Regions from separate parts of the Homo sapiens genome. Here region 1 is linked to region 2. Evidence: chromatin loops called from intact Hi-C (ENCODE). Cell type or tissue: PC-3. All regions are shown on one strand. Links, peaks and the distances in the headings refer to the core of each region. The heading gives the core; the rest is flanking DNA. Region 1 has its middle 290 kb from the start of DDX10. Region 2 overlaps DDX10 (DEAD-box helicase 10).

What was found. A loop is a pair of places that touch in the nucleus more often than their neighbours do. Peaks named below come from ENCODE experiments on the same cell type or tissue, not always from the same donor. Only the 100,000 strongest peaks of a DNase experiment are listed, where the experiment ranks them.
Region 1: it touches region 2 in a loop (4-fold over the local background); 5 of 110 quality-filtered maps call a loop at or near these places.

The regions. Positions count from the first base shown.
Region 1 is chr11:108,952,865-108,963,274 of GRCh38, forward strand. No RefSeq gene overlaps it. Among named protein-coding and RNA genes, the nearest start is that of DDX10, 290 kb to the left of the region's middle. In PC-3, for the core only: no CTCF peak of the experiment used is centred there; a DNase peak (open chromatin) is centred at 6,107; H3K27ac peaks cover 354 bases.
Region 2 is chr11:108,691,388-108,701,797 of GRCh38, forward strand. It overlaps DDX10 (DEAD-box helicase 10), which reads left to right. Exons shown (of 18, transcript NM_004398.4): 8 at 489-651; 9 at 2,129-2,213. It overlaps LOC124902750 (a long non-coding RNA gene), which reads right to left. Exons shown (of 3, transcript XR_007062881.1): 3 at 8,120-8,190. Among named protein-coding and RNA genes, the nearest start is that of DDX10, 32 kb to the left of the region's middle. In PC-3, for the core only: a CTCF peak has its summit at 6,669 (motif pointing right); DNase peaks (open chromatin) are centred at 2,684 and 6,684; H3K27ac peaks cover 1,251 bases.

The sequences.
Region 1 (10,410 bases), core at 1,393-9,392, 260 kb after region 2:
AATAATTCATGTAGTTGTCCTGTCCTTAAGGGGATGAAACATAAACTCCCACTCCTAAAGCGTGGGCTGTGCATAGTGACTTTCCTCCAAAGAGTACAGCATGAAAAGAGCAAAAAAGAGAGTAAATTTACAGTGGAAACACCTGAAAAACAGTAACTCTGCCAAGTGATCAAAGTCAACATCAACAGTGATAAGTGGTGTTGATAGTGTGTATCTTTGATATGAGGTGATAAGAATGGCACTTTAGGCCGGGTACGGTGGCTCACACCTGTAATCCCAGCACTTTGGGAGGCCGAGGTGGGTGGATCACGAGGTGAGGAGATCGAGACCATCCTGGCTAACACAGTGAAACCCCGTCTCTACTAAAAATACAAAAAATTAGCCAGGCATGGTGGCCCATGCCTGTAGTCCCAGCTACTAGGGAGGCTGTGGCAGGAGAATGGCGTGAACCCGGGAGGCTGAGCTTGCAGCGAGCCTGGATTGCACCACTGCACTCCAGCCTGGCGACGGAGTGAGACTCCATCTCAAAAAAAAAAAAAAAAAAGAAAAAAAGAAAAGAATGGCTCCTTACTTCTGTGGTCTTTCTCCCAGAATACATAACCCCAGTTCAATCACGAGAAAAACATCAGACAAATCCAAGTGGAGAGACATTCTACAAAATACCTGACTGGTACTTTTCCAAACTCTCAAGATCATTGAAAACAAGGAAAATCTGAGAAATGGTCAAGTCAAGAGGAGTTTAGGGGACAAATAAGACATTTGGTAAAAAGTAAGAAAATCTGAATAAAGTATGCAGTTTAGTTAATCAAAATTTATCAGTATTGGTTCATTAATTGTGCCAAATATACCATACTAGTGTAAGATGTGAATAATAGGGGAACTGGGTGTGGGTATACGGAAACTCTCTATGCTGGCTTCACAGTGATTCTGTGAATCTAAAGTGTTCTAAAATAAAAGGTTTATTCAGAAAATGACATGCAACAGAAGCATCATATTTTATTTAATCTCTTATGATTGAACATTTAAGTGGTTTCTAAATTTTTGCTATTGAATACATTTATGATGAATGTCCTTACAATCAAATCTTTGCACACATCCCTATTACTTCCTTCAGAATACATTTGTAGAAGGGAAATTGTGGGATAATAGATGTGCGTATTATAACAGTATTAAAGATTTTGATGCAAGATACCTAATGAGGCCCCCTCAGTTAAAGAATAAGTTAACTCTAAATTACAGTCAAGATGAAGGTTTAGAAAAGACTCTTGGATACTTTTTGCATCCAAGCCAGTCACATCAAATGCCACGAGGAATTATTTTCAACACCCTGAGAAAACCACTTACCGACGGGGAGCCTGTGTTCAGGGGTATGTCTTGCATTGGGCGTCTACTGCTCTTACAAGAGATAAATCAGAAGACTTCACTTCCTCATGCTGTGACCATCCCAGTATAAGAAAATAAAAACAAAAAGGGGAATGCAGATCTCCAAAGACCTAGAAGACGTGCACAGAGCCCTCCTGCATTTTATTAGGCAATCAGACTAAGAATACTATAGATCCGTGGCTCTTGTAGTGCGGTCCTCAGAACCAGCAGCATCAGTGTCACCTGGAAACTTGTTAGAAACGTGAATTCTTGGGTTCTACCCTAGGTAGACTGAGTCAGAAACTCTGGAGTTAAGGCCCAGATATTTGTGGGGTTTTTTTTTTTTGAGAAGTAGATATACTTTTTAATGCATTTTGGCAGGTTTATTGATATGTAATTCACATACCATACAATTAACTCATTTAAAGTGTACAGTTTAATGGTTTTTAGTGTATTCACAGATTTATGCAATTATCAACACAATCATTTTAAAACATTTTCATTACCTCATAAGGAAACCCTGTACTCTTTAGGTATCCCCTCTGCTCCCATCATGTTCCCTAGCCCTAGCAGTCACGAACGTATGTTCTGTCTCTGTGGATTTGCCTATTCTGGACATTTTGTATAAATAGAAAAATACCTGCACAGCAAAAGAAACTATCATCAGAGTGAACAGGCAACCTACAGAATGGAAGAAAATTTTTGCAATCTATCCATCTGACAAAAGTCTAATATCTAGAATCTACAAGGAACTTAAACAAATTTAGACCAAAAAAAAAAAAAAAACCAACCCCATCAAAAAGAGGGTGAAAGATATGAACAGATACTTCTCAAAAGAAGACATTTATGCGGCCAAGAAACATGAAAAAAAGCTCATCATCCTGGTCATTAAAGAAATGTAAGTCAAAACCACAATGAGATACCATTTCATTCCAATTAGAATGGCGATCACTAAAAAGTTAGGAAACAACAGATACTGGTGAGGCTGTGGAGAAATAGGAATGCTTTTACACTGTTGGTGGGAGTGTAAATTAGTTCAACCATTGTGGAAGACAGTGTGGCGATTCCTCAAGGATCTAGAACCAGAAATACCATTTGATCCAGCAATCCCATTACTGGGTATACACCCAAAGGATTATAAATCATTCTACTATAAAGACACATGCACATATATGTTTATTGCAGCACTGTTTACAATAGCAAAGACTTGGAACCAACCCAAATGCCCATCAATGATAGACTGGATAAAAAAACTGTGACACATATACACCATGGAATATTATGCAGCCATAAAAAGGTTGAGTTCATGTCCTTTGCAGTGATATGGATGAAGCTGGAAACCATCATTCTAAGCAAACTAACACAGGAACAGAAAACCAAACACTGCATGTTCTCATTCATAAGTGGGAATTCAACAATGAATACATGGACACAGGGAGGGGAACATCATACCTCGGGGCCTGTTGGGAGTTGGGGGGCAAGGAGAGGGATAGCATTAGGACAAATAGCTAATGCATATGGGGCTTAAAACCTAGATGAAGGGTTGATAGGTGCAGCAACCCCCCATGGCACATGTATACCTATGTAACAAACCTGCACATTGTGCACACGTATCCCAGAACTTAAAGTAAAATAAAATAAATCAATAAGAAAATCTAGAGGAAATTGGTAAATTTCCTTTTCACACAACCTCCCAAGATTGAACCAGGAAGAAATAGAAAAAAAAAGAAAAGAAAAGAAAACTACAATATAGACCTGTTGTGTCTGGCTTCTTTCACTGAGCATAATGTTTTCAAGGCTCATTCATGTTACAGGAGGTATTCGCACTTCATTCCTTTTTATGGCCAAATCATATTCCATAATGTGGATATACCACACTTTGCTTACATATTCATGAGTTGGTGGACACTTGGGTTTTTTCTACCTTTTGGCTGTTAGGAATTGTCTTAGTCCATTTTCTGTTGCTTTTATCAGAATACCCGAAACTGGGTAATTTATAAAGAAAAGGAATTTATTTATTTCTTACAGTTATGGAGGCAGAGAAGTCTAAGGTTGGGGTTGGGGGGTGCATCTGGTGAGAGCCTTCTTGTGCTTGGGGATACTTTGAAGAGTCCTGAGACAGTGCAGGGTATCACATGGCAAGGGGGCTGAGCATGCTAACTGCTATCTCAGGTCTTCCTTCCTTTGGTAAAGCCACCAGTGTCCCTTCCTGGATAATCTGTTATTTCATCAACCCATTAATCCATGAATGGATTAACACATTCATAAGGGCAGGGCCTTTATGATTCAATCACCGCTCAAATGCCCCACTTCTCAATACTCCCACCTTGGGGATTAAGTTTCAACATAAATTTTGGAGGGGCATTCAAACCATAGTAGGAATATTGCTGCTATGAACATTTCTGTGCAACATATATTTTCATAATCCTTCAGGAGATTCTAGTGCATGCTACAGTTTAAGAACCATTATTATAGATGGAGTGGTTACAAGAACAAATAGAAGATAGTTCTTTTTAATAAATAGAGATCATCACCTATCCTTTAGGTCATAAGCCAGCATAGAAAAGGAAAAACCTAGGTAGCGAAATCTGATGGTGTGTGGTCCAAGGACAGACATCCTTGTCACTGTAGAGATGTAAGGCAAGGGCCCAGGCATGGTGGCTCACGCCTGTAATTCCAGCACTTTTGGAGGCCGTGGCGAGCAGATCACTGAGGTCGGGAGTTCGAGACCAGCCTGACCAACATAGAGAAACCCTGTCTCAACTAAAAATACAAAAATTAGCTGGGCATGGTGGTGCATGCCTGTAATCCCAGCTACTTGGGAGGCTGAGGCAGGAGAATCGCTTGAACCCAGGAGGTGGAAGTTGTGGTGAGCTGAGATTGCACCATTGCACTTCAGCCTGGGCAACAAGAGTGAAACTCCGTCTCAAAAAAAAAAAAAGAAGAGATGCAAGGCAAGGTTGGGTTGAGGTGATCAAAGGAAAGGAAGCCCTGGTTATAAGGGAAGTGTCCACTTTTTGACCACTAGGCTACCCCTATTAATTTACTGGCATGTCATTGCATTCTTTTTTTTTTTTTTTTAGACAGAGTCTCACTCTGTCACCAGGCTGAAGTGCAGTGGCGCAATCTCAGCTCACTGCAACCTCGGCTCACTGCAAGCTCCGCCTCCCAGGTTCAAGCGATTCTCCTGCCTCATCCTCCCGAGTAGCTGGGACTGCAGGTGTGTGCCACCACACCCAGCTAATTTTTGTAGTTTTAGTAGAGACGGGGTTTCACCATGTTGGCCAGGATGGTCTCGATCTCTTGACCTCGTGATCCACCCGCCTTGGCCTCCCAAAGTGCTGGGATTACAGGCATGAGCCGCCATGCCCGGCGTATGTCATTGCATTCTAAAGGTACTGGGGCTGTTAAGTACTGATGCTTCTCTTTAGAGGAAATGACTCACCAACACCTGCTGTTTCTACAGTTCTTGAAACTGTATAAAGCCTTTTCTACCTGCACTTTCCTTCTACTGTCACAATATCAATATACTCAGCTACAGCTTAGTCTCCCCATTTAACAGATAAGGCCACTGAGGCTTAGTGAGTTTCAATGACCTGCCTGAAGTCATGGAGCAGGGTGTGACAAAAGTGGGAAAACTGGAATCAGAATCACTTCACCCACCCCTAACCTCACCAGAACAGTGTTTTCAATTCTAGCTACACATTAAAATCACTGGAGAGGTTTTAAAAATACTGAAACCCAGGCTCTGTACACAGTGATTCCATTTAACTGGTCTGAGGTGGGGCCTAGGCACTGGTATGTTTTAAAGGTTTTCTTGGTATTTTTTTTTTCCAGTTACTTTCTTTAAAAAATTTTTTTTTAACTTTTCATTTGAAATAATTTCAGACTTCCAAAAAAAGATGTGAAATAGTACAAAGCAGTCCTGTGTATCCTTCCCCCGGTTTTTCCAAATGTTAACATCTTACATAACCACAGCGCAGCTATCAAAGCCAGGATATTAACATTGATACAATACCATTCACTAATCCACAGACCTTATTCAAACGGTATCAATGGAGCTTGGTGGATAGTTCTAAATCATTCTGGAGACCTCATTATTTTTAGTTATTCCATCCCTTTAGTGTACTTGAATCTTTCCTAGGTGATCTTAATGTGCAGCCAGGGCTGAGAACTGCTGGGTGTGGACGGTGGAGCCTGGAGTTAGTATTCTACGAGTAGACTTAATTGGCTTTACGGTGCATTTTTTTCTCCCCGTTCTCTGACATGTAAGAGCTATGTCTGAAAATCTAGTATATTTCTAAGCTATTGTTATGCTGCTGATGGGATGAATCATTTGAAGATTTCTGACTATTTTTATGAAGTGACAGTTATATCTGCTGGGAGGAGAAATGAGCCCTAGTTATATTCATAGCAAGGTTACTGCCACCTAGGTGAAAAATGGAAAATGGTGTATTGGGGAGGGAAGAGTTGAAGAGCTTTCAAATATGAACTCACAAGTCAGTGGGCTAGGTCTTCGCAGAACTCAATGCCATTCTTTGGATGTGAGTCTGGAATACAGTTTAGATTTTAATTAGAGATGTGCTGGACCTTAATGTAAATGTATTTAGATAGGGAAGCCAAAGACACTAAACTGAAAACCTTGCATTTCCTACAGATGGTTTATTAAATTGAAATATGTCTCTTAACCTCTGGTCTTGACCCTGCTGTTGCAAAGATGAGTCATTGAAACATCAGCCTGTCTGTTATCCTGAATGACTGGCTGGAGTGGCCCGGCTGGAGGCACCACTTGGTAACACATGAAACTGGTTAGTTCATGAGGATTTTTACTTTTATTTTCGCCTACAGTCAAACTACCTTTATCCAATTAGAATTTTCACCCTCATCTATTTATTATCTCCTGCTCTGGGTAAAAACAAACCTGAGTGTCTCTGCCGTGTGCAAATTAGCCTGGCTCTGAGGGCCGCAGGGCTGAATAGAAACTATCCTCGAGTGAATAAAAATGTTATTAAATTTAAAACCACAGCCCCCATCACCAGCACTGGATTCCTTTATGCCACAGATGTTGACTGTTTGCAAGTGTTTCCTCTGTGAGGCACTGGCTTGGAAGCATTTGAACCTAATAGCATTATATGTGTGTTTATATCAGAAATCATATGCACAGATACATTGCCAGCCTTCAAATTCATAGAGAAAACAATTGGCTCCCGTGGTGTTAGGTAGCAGCCAGGGCTGTGGCCTTGTGGGTCCCAGCACAGGAGACTCTTTCATAACCCCCTGGGCTTTGGAACATGCTGCTGCCTCTGCCAAGTACACCCTTGTCTCCCACCACCCCTCTTTTCCTGGCTCACTGCTGCCACCTCCTCTTGGAAGCCTTCCTTGATTTCCTCCCCCAACCTGAGTTAGAAGTCTTTTCCATATATTTGCACAATACTCAGTGCTTCTATGTGCTGCAGTAAAAGTAATTGTTTATTTGTCTGATTTCTTCACATGCTAGCACCTAGCCCAGTGCCTGCCACATAGAAAGTGCCTATGATAATGTGTGTGTGTGAATAAATGAATGATAAATGAGAGCTACTGATTCTGCCTAATTACACCAAGCACTATCTGTGTGAAGCCATTTGCACCCATTATCTCCTTTAATCTAGCTAGAATTTAATCCTTTGATTCTGAAGGGATGGTATTTTACCCAATTCTACAGGTAAGGAAACAGGCTGAGAGGGAAGTGACTTCCCCATGACACAGAGCCAGGATTTGAACCTGGCCTAAGTCCACAGCTTGACCTCTTCACCACAGCCTCTTCCTTGCACAGCCTCAGCTGAAGGTCGCTGTGGTTGGTGGAGCAGCCAATGGCTGACCACAGTGGGGACGGAAGGTCTCTGCACAGGGCATGGAGCTGTGGGACTCTGAGAGCTACATTTGCAGGCCTTGGTTCACCTTGGGAGGCGTAATGGTGGAAATGCAGAGTTCCCAGCCATGGGGAGAGGGTGTGCTCTCCTTGATGATGCCATAGACCATGCCCAGCATGTACTGTTTGGTGAAAAAAAAGGATGGCCTGGAAGAGTCCACAAGGACCAGACAGCGATCTGTGCCTTAAACCTCAGAACTGCCTGCAGCCCAGCGTCACTCCCAGTGTGCTGAGGCATCTAGCAGACAGTCTGGCTCCTCAGGAAGGATTTTGAGCCTCAGTTTCTGATGATTTTTTAAGCTTTGGAGCCAGCTCGTTGTCCCAGAGCTCCCATAAGTGCAAGGGCAAATCAGCTCAGTCCCCACCATTCAGAGGGAGCTGTAAGCTGCTTCTCTGCAAAGAAGGCACCAAAGGGATGAGGATGAGGAGGAGGAGGTTCCCAGTTGCCTCCTCAAGAGTGAGAACTCCATGGGAATGAAAACTGCTGCCTGCACAGAAGCCTTGCCACCCAGCTCTTCGGGCGAGTCATGTTCAGTTCTGCCCTCCTCCCAGGCACACACCTCCGGATGTTCTGGAAGACAATGCAGAGACGGGTGAGAGGAGGGATCCCTTTGTGTCTGGAGATTCCCCGTGGGGAGCCTGTGCTTGCTTCCTGGCTTTTCAGATGAGCAGGCACTTCAGTGTGAGGACAGTCCAGGCTCTGTTAAGGTTTCTGAGACTCAGGGTGGAATATCTCACTTGGAGAAGGCTCTTGTCTTTTTAATACCCGTCTCCTTCTACCCCTCTTCTTTCGTGTGCCTCCTACACCTGACAAAGAGAACTCATGTGGGGTGGATCCGGCTTCAGCATGGGCTGTCTGGGTTATTCAAATTTCTCTTCCTCTCCTCCCTGCTAGAATATTAATTCATAGATGGAGGCCTTTCTGGCACCACAAGTATCTTCTAAGTAAGAAGACCCCTCCCACCTCCCTGCCACATGGAAGGGTTGGCCTAATAGGAACCTCTTCTCCCTTATACTTCCTGGCCCCAGCTGACCAGACCACGGTGAGGCCCAGCCTTGAGCCCACAAACTCTGACTTGTTACACAACAGAGAAAAAAATAAACTGGGTCGGTGAGAGTCTCCTGCTCATTGAAACTCAAGGGAGTTTACATTAGGTACTACAGAGTCGCAGCAGTGGAGCTGGGAGTGGTTGTCAGAGCCAGAAGTTTGTGGCATTGAAGAGAGACCAGAGTTGCCACAGCAGGCCACATCTAAGCTGGGATTTGAGGAAGCACTAGCACGCACAGGCTAGAGGTAGACAGAAGCCACAGCTAAGTATTGCATCTCTTCTAAAGCCTCACACTATAAGAATCACATTTTCCCTTTCATTTTTTCCCCTTCTAATCTAAAAATATTACAACTGCTGCCCCCAGTGTAACATCTATGTTCTCCAGGGCCCATGACGGTCCATGATGATCGAGTCTTAACTGTGCCCCCAGCTGAATAAAGTAAACACCTGTCGACATTATTGAAGCAACTGTGAAGATCGGCTGGAAATGGCTCTCTCACTGCAATGCCTGTCTTTGTGATATACCCGTGGGCACACAGGGCAGAAGGAGGCCTGGATGCCTTCTATGTACAGGCAAGGAAATGAAGCCAGCCAGGTGAGCATATATACCACGCTGTCAGTGTCCTGTGGCCCTTCCTCTGGCCACCTCCCAAATAACAGCCATCATAAGATCTTAAGCATGGCTTCTGGGGAGGCTAAGGAACTTGGAGGAAATATTAGGAATCTGTGGGTCCATCATTAAAAAGAGGACTAGGAAAAGAAAGAGGAGAAGATGTCAAGAATAAACTTAACATTCGAAACCGTGATCTCTGGGCTTCAGAATGCTCGCAGCTTAGATCGTTCAAAGAAAAAGCAAGTGCAGAAAATCTTCACGAAGGTATCCTGAATGAAGAAACCCACTAGTTTTATGAGGCATTGGTAGAGTTGTTTTGATTCAACTTTTTGACTTTGGAAAAAAGAAAAGCCAACAAGGGATATTATCAAGGGGCGCCCCTGTGTTTACTTGGACAGACACAATTGCAGCCCTGCCTGATGTGCGGCAAATGCATAGGTATGCTATGTGGTTAAGCTGTTGAAGTACCTTAAGACTTTGCTTCCACTCTGCCATTAAATCTTTGCAGAGATCAGAGAGGAGTCCCCTAAGGAATTTATATTTTGTTTTGATTTATTTTTTTTCTGTGGAGAGAGAGGGTTATTGAGTTCTCAGAAAATGGAAATTAGCCCTGTTCAGAGAGTCTCAAGGAGCTGCCCTTAATAAAAATAGCGGAAATTATGGGTTTTTTTCTTGCCTTACAAATATTTTTTTTTTTGAGACAGAGTCTCACCCTGTCACCCAGGCTGGAGTGCAATGGTGTGATCTCAGTCCACTGCAACCTCCGCCTCCTTGGTTCAAACGATTCTCTTGCCTCAGCCTCCCGAGTAGCTGGAACTACAGGTGCCCGCCACCATGCCCAGCTAATTTTTGTATTTTTAGTAGAGACGGGGGTTTCACCACGTTGGCCAGGCTGACGTCGAACTCCTGACCTCGTGATCCACCCACCTTGGCCTCCCAAAGTGCTGGGATTACAGGCGTGAGCCACCACGCCCAGCCTCAGATCTTTATTCCATATGAGGGACAGTGAGCTGCATTCGTGGAATTGCTGCCTGGACACCTGGGAGGCAAGAGGCTCAGCGCCTGCCCAAGAAGATGGTATGGTTACAAGTGCAGGGAGGGGCATATGAGGCTTGAGGGACTTCTCGTTTGTTTGTTTTCTGTTTTCCCAAATACACAGTACATAGTATAGCAGTCTTTAGAAAACCAACCTGCCTTAAATTGGTTTACTGTTTCTCGAGGACAAGCTGGCAGTTTACATCAAAAGCTGTGAATTATGTGTCTCCATTATATGGCAATTTTACTTTCAGCAATTTATGCTAAGGAAATAATAAAGGATACTGAAGGATCTACATTTTAGAGTTGTTTAGAAGAAAACAAACAAACACACTGGAAATGACACACATTTCCAACAGTTGGAGAGTGGATGAGTCAATTATGGCAGACTCAGTGGAATACTACGCATCCATTAAAAGTTCTGTTGTAAAAAAGGCATAAAC
Region 2 (10,410 bases), core at 1,711-9,710:
AAAGAGAACCAGAACAATTAGCTCTATATAGTCCCACACATTGAGATATATTTACAATGTTTTTATTTATGTCTAACAGTTTTTTAAATCAAATCCCAACATATTTCTTGGTTTGATCAGTTCTGTATTACTAATTATTTTAATAATTGCTGAGTCTGAGAGGAAAGTTCAGTCAGCCTATGGCCACAGGAAATTAAAATAAGTTTTTTCTTTTGTAGAAAATGAGTTATGATAACATCAATAAAAGGCTTTCAAGCTTCAAACTTAAGATGCAATTCTGTGACGTTAGGAAATAGAAATGTGAATTAAAGGAGGGAAGGAAATTAAATTGCTTGTGATTAAATAAGAGTTTCTTTACTTTTTTTACTTGGTTGGAATTGGGTATCACATTGCTCTGCTGTTGAGACTCTGTGGGATACGTTGATAAGAGAAAAGCTTTATTGCTGCCATCTGCCATAAGCAAACTTATTCTTCTGTTGATGCCCCAGGTCCAGTATCTGTACCGAGTGTTTTGCCGGCTACGTCCTGGTGTTTCTATCCTTGCACTCCATGGTCGACAGCAGCAAATGAGAAGAATGGAAGTCTATAATGAGTTTGTCCGTAAGAGAGCTGCAGTACTCTTTGCTACTGATATTGCAGCCAGGGGTCTGGGTAAGAAAACTTCCTATCATGAAATTTCTGTGATTGTGTGAAATGTAATTTGCTTATAAAGTATATTTTGGGAAATCTGATAGACTCAAACACTTGGGTTTCTTTTCTTATTTTGTAAGAGAAAAGTAAGTAGTAAATTGGTAGCAGTTGACTAACATTAAGGATGTATCAGTGAAAATTTCCACAGTATTTGCATCTTTTTTACTATTTCATGATAATCACACCATAGAATCCTGAGGAACCTACAAAATCAAAGGGGGTTAAAAGTTTAAAGATATGAAAACAATTCCCATTTCTTTGAAAATTGGAAACTTGTTTATAGATACTGAACTCATTTAACAAGAAAAATCAGTGAAGTCCATGTTTTCATCATTCTAATTTTTATCTGATAAATAACTACATTTAGCGTAGTTAAATTTATTTTCAAAACCTGCTTTGTTGATTATACAACTCCTGGCTTTGTGGGAATGGGACGGGGATGGACGTAACTAGAGAGGAAAACTAGACTTAGGAACAAAGGGTGAGAATAAATAGGTGATAATTTGAATCCTTCAGTCACTTAATTTTATTGTATTGTTAATTACAGCAAATTTGAAGCATAAACAAAAGCTGAATATGTTTAATCTACCCTCATATACCCAGCTTTAACAATTATCTTTTTCATAATCCTCCCCCTGTCCCTCTTGGAGTACTCTAAAGCATATCTCAGATGCCATATTTATTAGTATAGGCTGGAGTACAGTAGCATGATCATAGCTCACTACAGCCTCGATCTACCAGGCTCAAGTGATACTCCCACCTCAGCTTCCCCAGCAGCTGGGACTACAGGCATGCGCCATGCCTGACTAGTTTTTATTTTACTTAATTTTTTATTATGCTTTAAGTTCTGGGGTACATGTACAGATTGTGCAGGTTTGTTACATAGGTATACATGTGCCATGGTGGTTTGCTGCATCCATCAACCCGTCATCTACATTAGGTATTTCTCCTAATGCTATCCCTCCCCTAGTCCCCCACCTCCAGACAGGCCCCAGTGTGTGATGTTCCTCTCCCTGTGTCCACTCTTCAACTCCCACTTATGAGTGAGAACATGCAGTGTTTGGGTTTCTGTTCCCGTTGGTTTGCTGAGAATGATGGTTTCCAGCTTTGTCCATGTCCCCATTAGAAGTGGTGCTTTCGGGTTATTAAATATTAGGGTATTTCACTGTTTGTCCGACACAAAGCAATCTGTCTCTTCCGTGTCAGATACGAAGTAATCTTCATATTCAAACAGTCATTAATTTTAGTTCATTTTGTCAAGAGAAATGTTTACTATCTCTTGGTTCATGCAATTAATTTTATTTTTAATAGAGTTCATAGATGATATCCATCAGTTTGATGTGATGAAAAGTCCTGGCAAGCAATATTTTAAGATAAAAATAGTGCAGCAGGGCAGATCTTGCAACCAGTTTCTTAACTTCACATCCCTTCTCTGTAGATTTCCCGGCCGTGAATTGGGTTCTTCAGTTTGATTGTCCTGAGGATGCCAACACATATATTCACAGAGCAGGTAGAACTGCCAGGTAGGTGTACTGACTAATTTCTTTTCTTTTGCTACTATCTAAATAACAAAGCATGCTTTTCCAACTGCAGATAAACGAAGAAAGGAATCAGGTAAGTGAGTGCTGGTTTGGCATTTTGTGGTGTGAGTTGACAGCTACTGTAAATCATTATGGCTAAGACTTGATTAGTGCTGCAAAAAATCCATAAAAATCTTATTTTAGTTTGTTTAAACTTTCTTGTACTTTACTTTTCAGCAAAACTGCTCATTGAAAGTCATCTCATTGAATCCTAATGACCTGTCAGTTAGGTCTAGGACTGCAGTAGTCCTCACTTATCCTCAGGGGTTATGTTCCAAGGTCCCAGTGGATGCCTGAAATCTCAGTACCAAACCCAATATATGCTATGTTTTTTCAGTCTAGTAACTGAGACAGCTAAGTAACAAGTGGGTGGGGTCTTAAGCGTGCATATGCTGGACAAAGGGATGATTCACATTGTGGGCAGGACACAGTGGGATGGTGTGACATTTTATCAGGCTACTCAGAAGGGTGAGCAATTTAAAACTTATGAATTGTTTATTTCTGGAATTTTCCATTTAATATATTTAATATTTTTTGGGCCTTGGTTGACTGGGGGTAACTGAAACCACAGAAAGCGAAACCACAGATAGAGGGGGGACTACTTACTGTATTATTAAATCCCTATTTTCAGGTGAGGAAACTGAATCTTTGAGCAGTTAAACAATTTGTTCAAAGATCCACAGAGCCAGGATTTGAACCCAGGCAGTCTGGCTTATCTAGTCTAGATCTTGTGCTCTTACCTTCTAAAGTATAGGCTAATAAGAGGCTAAGTGATTTGGAATCATAGATATCTCTTTTTCCTTTCTTCCTAGTTCAGGAAACAGAGACATTGCTGAAGACCACTCCCTATCTCTCCTTCTTCCTATACTCCCCACTTCCTCCCAAAAGTATCCTATGTTTGCTCAAGAGGTATGAGGAACTGTCTAGAAAAGAATGTAGTAGGCTGGGCATGGTGGCTCATGCCTGTAATCCCAGCCCTTTGGGAGGCCGAGGTGGGCGGATCACGAGGTCAGGAGTTCAAGACCAGCCTGAGCAACATGGTGAAACCCTGTCTCTACTACAAATACAAAAAAATCAGCCAGGAGTGGTGGTGTGCGCCTGTAGTCTCAGCTCCTTGGGAGGCTGAGGCAGGAGAATCACGTGAACCCGGGAGGCGGAGGTTGCAGTGAGCCGAGATCGCACCACTGCATTCCAGCCTGGGCGACAGAGTGATGCTCTGTCTCAAAAACAACAAAACAAAACAAATAAAAAAAAACCATAGTAAAGTCAGTCATTTGGAATTAAGTGGCATAGAAAGGTATATGAATGAATCAAAAAGGATTACACAATCTGTCATTGCTGTTAAGCTGTAGCAGCAAAGCTGGGAGGTATACATTCTTGGTGGAATTGTAAATGGTTAACATTTTTCTGGATAGCATATGGTAATACTTATTAACAACCTTACAGTTCTTGTTTTTGTCTTAGTAATTCCACATCCAGAAATGGATCTTAAGAAAATAGAGAGCTGAATAAAGTTTCAATGTACATTTGTCTTGCTGATGTTTGTAGTGTTTAAGAATTGGAATTTATTATGATCTTTAGATTATGATTATGGTTAGCCACAGATGGACTATTTATTCAGTTTTACATTTTTGCTCTGTTTTCTTTCTCATCAAAACTGGATGATTGGGTATTTATCATATGGATTCCAGGATTGGTCTAACTGGACCAATGGTTGCTTCCAATTTCATGCCACAAACTCTTCTCAAAACTTTCCCAGGGATGTGAGGATCTTTAGGCCCGAGCACAGACTGTCCTGTTTGGCAGGCTTGCTTTACCACCTGCCCTGTGTCCACTTCAGCAAGTGGCCCCAAGTATGAAAGTGTACGCTATCCCTTGCTTACCTAGGAAGTCCCCTTGGCGTTTAGTTCTTTTAGATTTCTATACATTTATATTTTTTGGGTAGCTTTGAAGAAAATTTTTTTGTTTTTGTTTTTATGTGGTCACTTTTTGTTTCAGCTGAAGTGAAGGTTTTTATGTCTTTTTATAGCCTAGCAAGAAATAGATCTTCTTAAAATTCTATTTAATTTTCATAAGATGTTTGAATGTATGAGTGTTTAAGTGTTTTTTTTTTTTGTTTTTTTTGATTGATTCATGTTTATCCTGTGGGCCATCTTTAAACGTGGTTTATAATAAAAATGCACTCAAATTAAATGTGCTTCTTTTGACCAGCATGAAAGAAGGGAGAGAACAGTATAATAATGAAAGACTATTTAAAAATAGGATTTATGAATTAGTGGGTTCAAAAATAAGTCTTTTAATTGCAATTAATGATGTAGTTTTAAACAAGCAATGCAGTTAGGATTAGGTTTTGTATATGATACTGTACATTTAGACAAACTTGTTTTTAGAACTTTCTTTCTTCTTGGAACTAACTAAAATGGGACATGGGTAGAATAGTTGCCTGTTCTCCATTTTTATGAGGGGGTAGATGGTGCCTCATTGGTCTTTAATGTATTGAGTACATGGTTTTTGTTTTGTTCTGTTTTGTTTTTTTTGAGACAGAGTGTCGCTCTGTCACCCAGGCTGGAGTGCAGTGGCACAATCTCAGCTCACTGCAACCTCCGCCTCCCGGGTTCAAGTGATTCTCCTGCCTCAGCCTCCCAAGTAGCTGGGACTATAGGCGCGTGCCACCACACCTGCCTAATTTTTGTATTTTTAGTAGAGATGGCGTTTCACCATGTTGGCCAGGTTGGTTTTGAACTCCTGACCTCAAGTGATCCGCCCGCCTCAGCCTCCCAAAGTGTTGGGATTACAGGTGTGAGCCACAGTGCCCGGCGAGTACCTGTTTTGATTGTCATTCATAGTGAGTATTTTGGAAAGTCATCAGTGGTGGTTGGTGGAATGACCTTCTCCACTGTTATTCTCCTCAGTAAATGTGTAGTTGTGTAAATTTTTACATGTACCTGTGCACATATCTGCATTCTGTGCTCCTGTGGGCCTCTGGATAGGCAGGGTTGGATATGGTATCTCACAAGTGCATTGGGCCAGGGGTGTAGGCGCTTTTTATTTTTATTTTTTCTTTTCCTTTTCGATATCTTTAATATAGTGTATTCTTTAATGTGATTATTTTCATATGTATTACATTCTTTTTAGATGTGCCAGTGGTATTGATGGGGACAGGGCAGACTGATTCATAAATAGAATACATTTAGCAGTAAAATTCTCCCTATATGAAGATTATTGGACATGTCAATATAAATCAGGAAAAGATTCTAGAGGGGGGAATATTTCAAGGTTCTTGGTTCCTAGAGAAGTTGTTGAAAATTTTATGTAGTTGAACATGCCGTGGTGAACATTAAATTGGGTCTTAATGACTGAGGAGATGAAGAGGAGTTAGAACAACATCACATTATTGTGTCTGAAGAGAGAGAATACTAATCTGAAAAAAATGTTTTAATGTAATTTTTAGTATGGTCGTTAACTTTTAAAGCACAAGCCTGTTTGACCTTTTGTAACCAATTAAAAGTATTTTTACTTGACTATTTTAGATGTATAGTATGTGGAAAGGTTTAGCATATATAATGCTTTTTTTTTTTTTTTTTTCTGGCAGTTTAAAACTTGCCAATAATGGGCTTAAAGATAATTAGAAAGTTTTGTGGGCCATGAGACTGAATAATTGAATTGAATAAAGGCTAAATTAAAATTAGAATCTAATTAAAATCCTGTGTATTTGGCTGTAATTAAGACCAAGTTGCCAGATAGTGTTTGCTTTTGCAATTGAACTATAATATATCGATATAGGAAAACAAATTCATTAGCAAAATAGCTAAGATTTGGGGAATCTTTTTTTCTTTCCATATTTTAGCTAAAAAAGTGATTTGGGTACTTTTGTCTTGAAGTACCTAATTCTGTATTAATTAATTTTACCTTTCTAAATTCCTTTTGATCTATAGCAGTTGAGAAATTTCCCTGTATTTTCCTTAACCAGCACACCCCTTTTAACAAAATGATCTCCTTTAGAGATAAGTGAGGCCAGGTATATGAATATAGTTTTATAATGCTCTATCCTGTGATACATTCTGTCACTTTAAAAAGCAATTCTCTTTAGGGCTTATAGTTCTTTTGGTACAAAACCAAGCTCTTCCAGTTTTTATAAAAATGTCCAGTTGAAAGTAGAAAATATTTGGGAATGGAAAATAGACATCAGATATTCTCAACTTTAAAAAATGTTTTTATTTGGGGAGGGTAGGGGAGGGTTGTGGGTAGAAGATGGGCATTTATATATAACTATTTTTTTCCCCCAGAATAGTAGAAGATAAAATAATTTCAGCAATATTCTAATTTAGCCTTATGTGCCTGGCTACATTTTGTGGCGCTCAGAAATTCTGTAACATAAGGAGCAGAATGTGATTCCACTAGGGGACAGCAGAGGCCAAACCTTAGCATTGCACACTCACTGGCAGCAGCTTAGATCTTAGAAAAGAGGAAGATGGCCACTAGTTAAAATCTGTAATAACTTCTGAAGAGTTCATGGCTGGTTGTGGGAGAATACTGGTACTTTATGGAATAGCTAATGAGAATTTTTTAATAGTGTCTTTAATTGGTTTGTGAATTGAAATAATAAAAGTAAAAAGACAGTTTTCATGAGCATTAACTTTCCAAGGCTTACCATGTGTACCTTAGATATAAGATAGGAGCAATCTTTGTTAGTGAAAATGATTTCTTTAATTCCTTTAGCTTACATTTGTGAAGGTCTGCAGTCTGCTCCTCGTAGATAGTGGCTGATGCTTCTTTACGTGACCTGCTTTTGTTGGTATCTATGATTTAAAGGTTGCATAAAAGGTCACAGCAAATTTATTTTGCATCTTGAAGCAATGAGGAGCTGGGGGAGAGTATAGCCAGTATGGCTGTAGGAGTAGATAAGGAGGGCTGATATTTCTTAGGAGTCTATTTCCCAGGTACCCTTGGGAGTATTTCTTAGGAGTCTGTTTCCCAGGCACCCCTTAGGAATAGGGGTGCCCCCACTTTATTCTCCTGTCTAGTCAATACAGCAGGCACAGTGTTCCTTCTAAAACATAAGTCGGATTATATCACTCCTCTGATGGCATACCATTTCACTCAGAGTGAAAGCCAATGACCCCCTGGGCCTAAACTATTCATCCGTTTCCCCCCAGTTTGCTAGTATTCTCCCCTTGTTCTCTATGCTCCGTACTGGTCTTGCTGTTTCTTTTATGTGCCAGGCGTGCTTTTGCCCGTAGGGCCTTTATACTGGTGCTGTCTCTTTTCTGCTGGAATGCATTTTCCTCAAGTATCCACATGGCTGTCTTCCTCACCCTCCCCAACCACTCCTTTTAACCCTGCTTGACATTCCTTTCTCCAAAGTCCTTTATCACCTTCAAATATACTGGAGTATTTACTTAGTATATTTTTACATTGCTTTCACCTTGATTGTAAGTTCCATAAAGGCAGCAATGTTTGTCTAGTATATTGATGTACCCTAAGTGCTTAGAACAGGACCTGACATGTAGTAGACTACATTTGAGATAGTGATTCAGACTCATGAATCAGATCTTACCTAATATGTTAATTATTTATTGTTGTATAACAAATTGACCCATGGCTTGGTGGTTTAAAGCAATAACCATTTATTATCGCAGCAACCATTTATCTTGTAGCTTCTGTGGGTCAGGTACCCAGTGTGGTTCATCTGGGTCCTCTGGCTCTCAGTCTATCACAAGGCTGTAATGAAGGTGTCAGATGGTACTTTAAGGTTCAGCTAGGGTTGCATTCATTCTCAGATTTATTCACATGGTTGTTTCCAGATTCATTTCCTCCTCTGCTGTTGGTCAGAGGCATCTCTCAGTTCCTTTTCATCTGGTCTTCTTCACAGGATAGCCACAACATGGTAACTGACCTCATCAGAGAGGGCAAATGACAGCTGAGGGAGAGAAAGATGAAGCAGTAATGTCTTTCATGACCTAGACTTGGAAGTCACAGTCCATCTTTCCTGTAACATCCTGGGGTTGCATGTCAGTTCTGTTCCTTGTAGGGGGACTACACAAGGGTGTCAATACCAGGAGGTGCAGATTATTGGGAGTTGTTTTATAAGCTGCCTACCACACCCAACGTCAAATTTTACCTCTGATTTCAAGGATAAAAACAATCCTGAGGTAGAAGTGAAACAAGAAGAGGTGTGGGATCTCCACTATAGCTCCCTGGTTATTTTCTTGCCAAATTAGGGCATGCTCTGGCCCAGGTTAACATAGGAGACTCTAAATAGTGTGTGGCTTAGATGGACACTTGCATAGATGGACTATTTGTATACTCGGTTACAAAGCCCACCAGAGAAACATACTTTCAAATCCATAAATTGTGAACAACCATGGTGCATCCTATTAAAAGCCTCTCATAGGTGAGGACTCTCACCTAGCAAATACCATGTTTGTTTCCCTGGAGATCTGTCATTAATATGTTTTCTAGGAGATTTGACCATATCACTTTTATTGGGGTGGAGGGAGCGCAGGGCATCCTCTTCCCTACCTCCCACCCCTGTACCACACAAAGAACGAATGGACTGTGGTTTAGCCTTTTGCTTCCCAAACTCAATAAATATTTGTATGAATAAACTCATTTAGCCCATAGAACAACTCATGAAAGAGGTTCTCATATTAGGAAACTCTTTCTCAGAGACTTTGAGGTAGATTATGTCGATGATTTCTCAGTTTAGTAAGTACCAGGCCTGGGATTTATGCTTAGATCTTTCTGACTCTAGAACTCATTCTTGCCAGTGTGCCCTGATCCAGCTGTTTACATCTAATGGATTACATCTAATAGCGCAGACCTGCAGCTCCCATGCAGGGCTTCTAGAATGCATGAGAGCCAGTTACTGGGAGAAGAAAGGTAGATGTCTTCAAATTTGTTGACATTTGTGGTCATGAAGACGAACTAGTATATGCATTTTCTTTCTTTGGACTAGGAGAGATAGACATCCTGTAGTTGTTCCATCACTGCTTTTAGAAAGTCAGGAATCTTAGGTTTGAATTGGACTTTGTCACTAATGACCGTGTACCCTTGGACAAGTCTTTAACTTCTCTAAGCCTCAGTTTCTTCTCTGGTAAAATGGGGTTAATTGTATCTAACTCTTATTTCCTGGAAGTATAATTTTAGGTAGCAGTACCACTTTGATTTGCGGTTTCTTTTTATTCTTAATGTGTTACAATTTACCTTTTTTTTTTTTAATTCTTTTCAGGGGACAAAGTTGATAGAATTTAATGATTTCTACCCTTTCTCTGTGAACCCCATAAATCCTTGTTCTTAGTCAGTGCTAGAAGCTTTCCATGCAATACGTATTAGCCAGCTTGGTTTCTCTCTAATTACTTACAGTGAACTTCATTTGTCACTGTTGGGCCTGACATGGTATACCTGTTTGTTATTTGAGATCTTAAGGTGCAGATGACTTTCTTTTCCCCAGAATATTTCCAAACCTGTTCTTTTTTCCTTTTTTAAATCTAGTATAGAATCGTCAGACATTCCATAAGTCAGAGATACCCTTTTTCTTGGAATAAGCTCTCCTTTGTACCATGTTGTGCAGGAGGAACAGAACAGTTGGACTCAGATCCCTTATGGCTGTCTTTCTGCACCTGCATAACAGACTGCACTGTTCTCCCCCAGTGACATGAAATCTTGGGGATGGTTGTCATAGGTAAGGCTGAGGTATAGGGAGAATAGAAGGAGATACAGGGCGGGAAAAAGAGAGGACTGTGCGATAGTAGAGCGTAACCAACAAATGTCTCCCTTTCTCCACTTCTTGATTATTGTATTGTGAGCAGTGACTAGCATATCAGTAGTCAGAGTTGTAGAGTTTTAGATCCTAAAGGGACATAAATCAGTCAATTGTATAATGTAGAAATAAGAAAATGTAGTAAATAGTGATTTATTTTATCTAAAGTTATACAGCTAATAGCTAATAGTACAACAGGACTAGAACCCAGTTCTTTTGACTCTAAATCTGGTGTTTTTTCTTTCTTCTTCTTCTCTTTTTTTTTTTTTTTTTTTTTTTTTGTGACTGAGTGTCTGTGACTCTGTCGCCCAGAGTGGAGTGCAGTGGCGCGATCTTGGCTCACTGCAACCTCTGCCTCCCGGGTTCAAGTGATTCTCT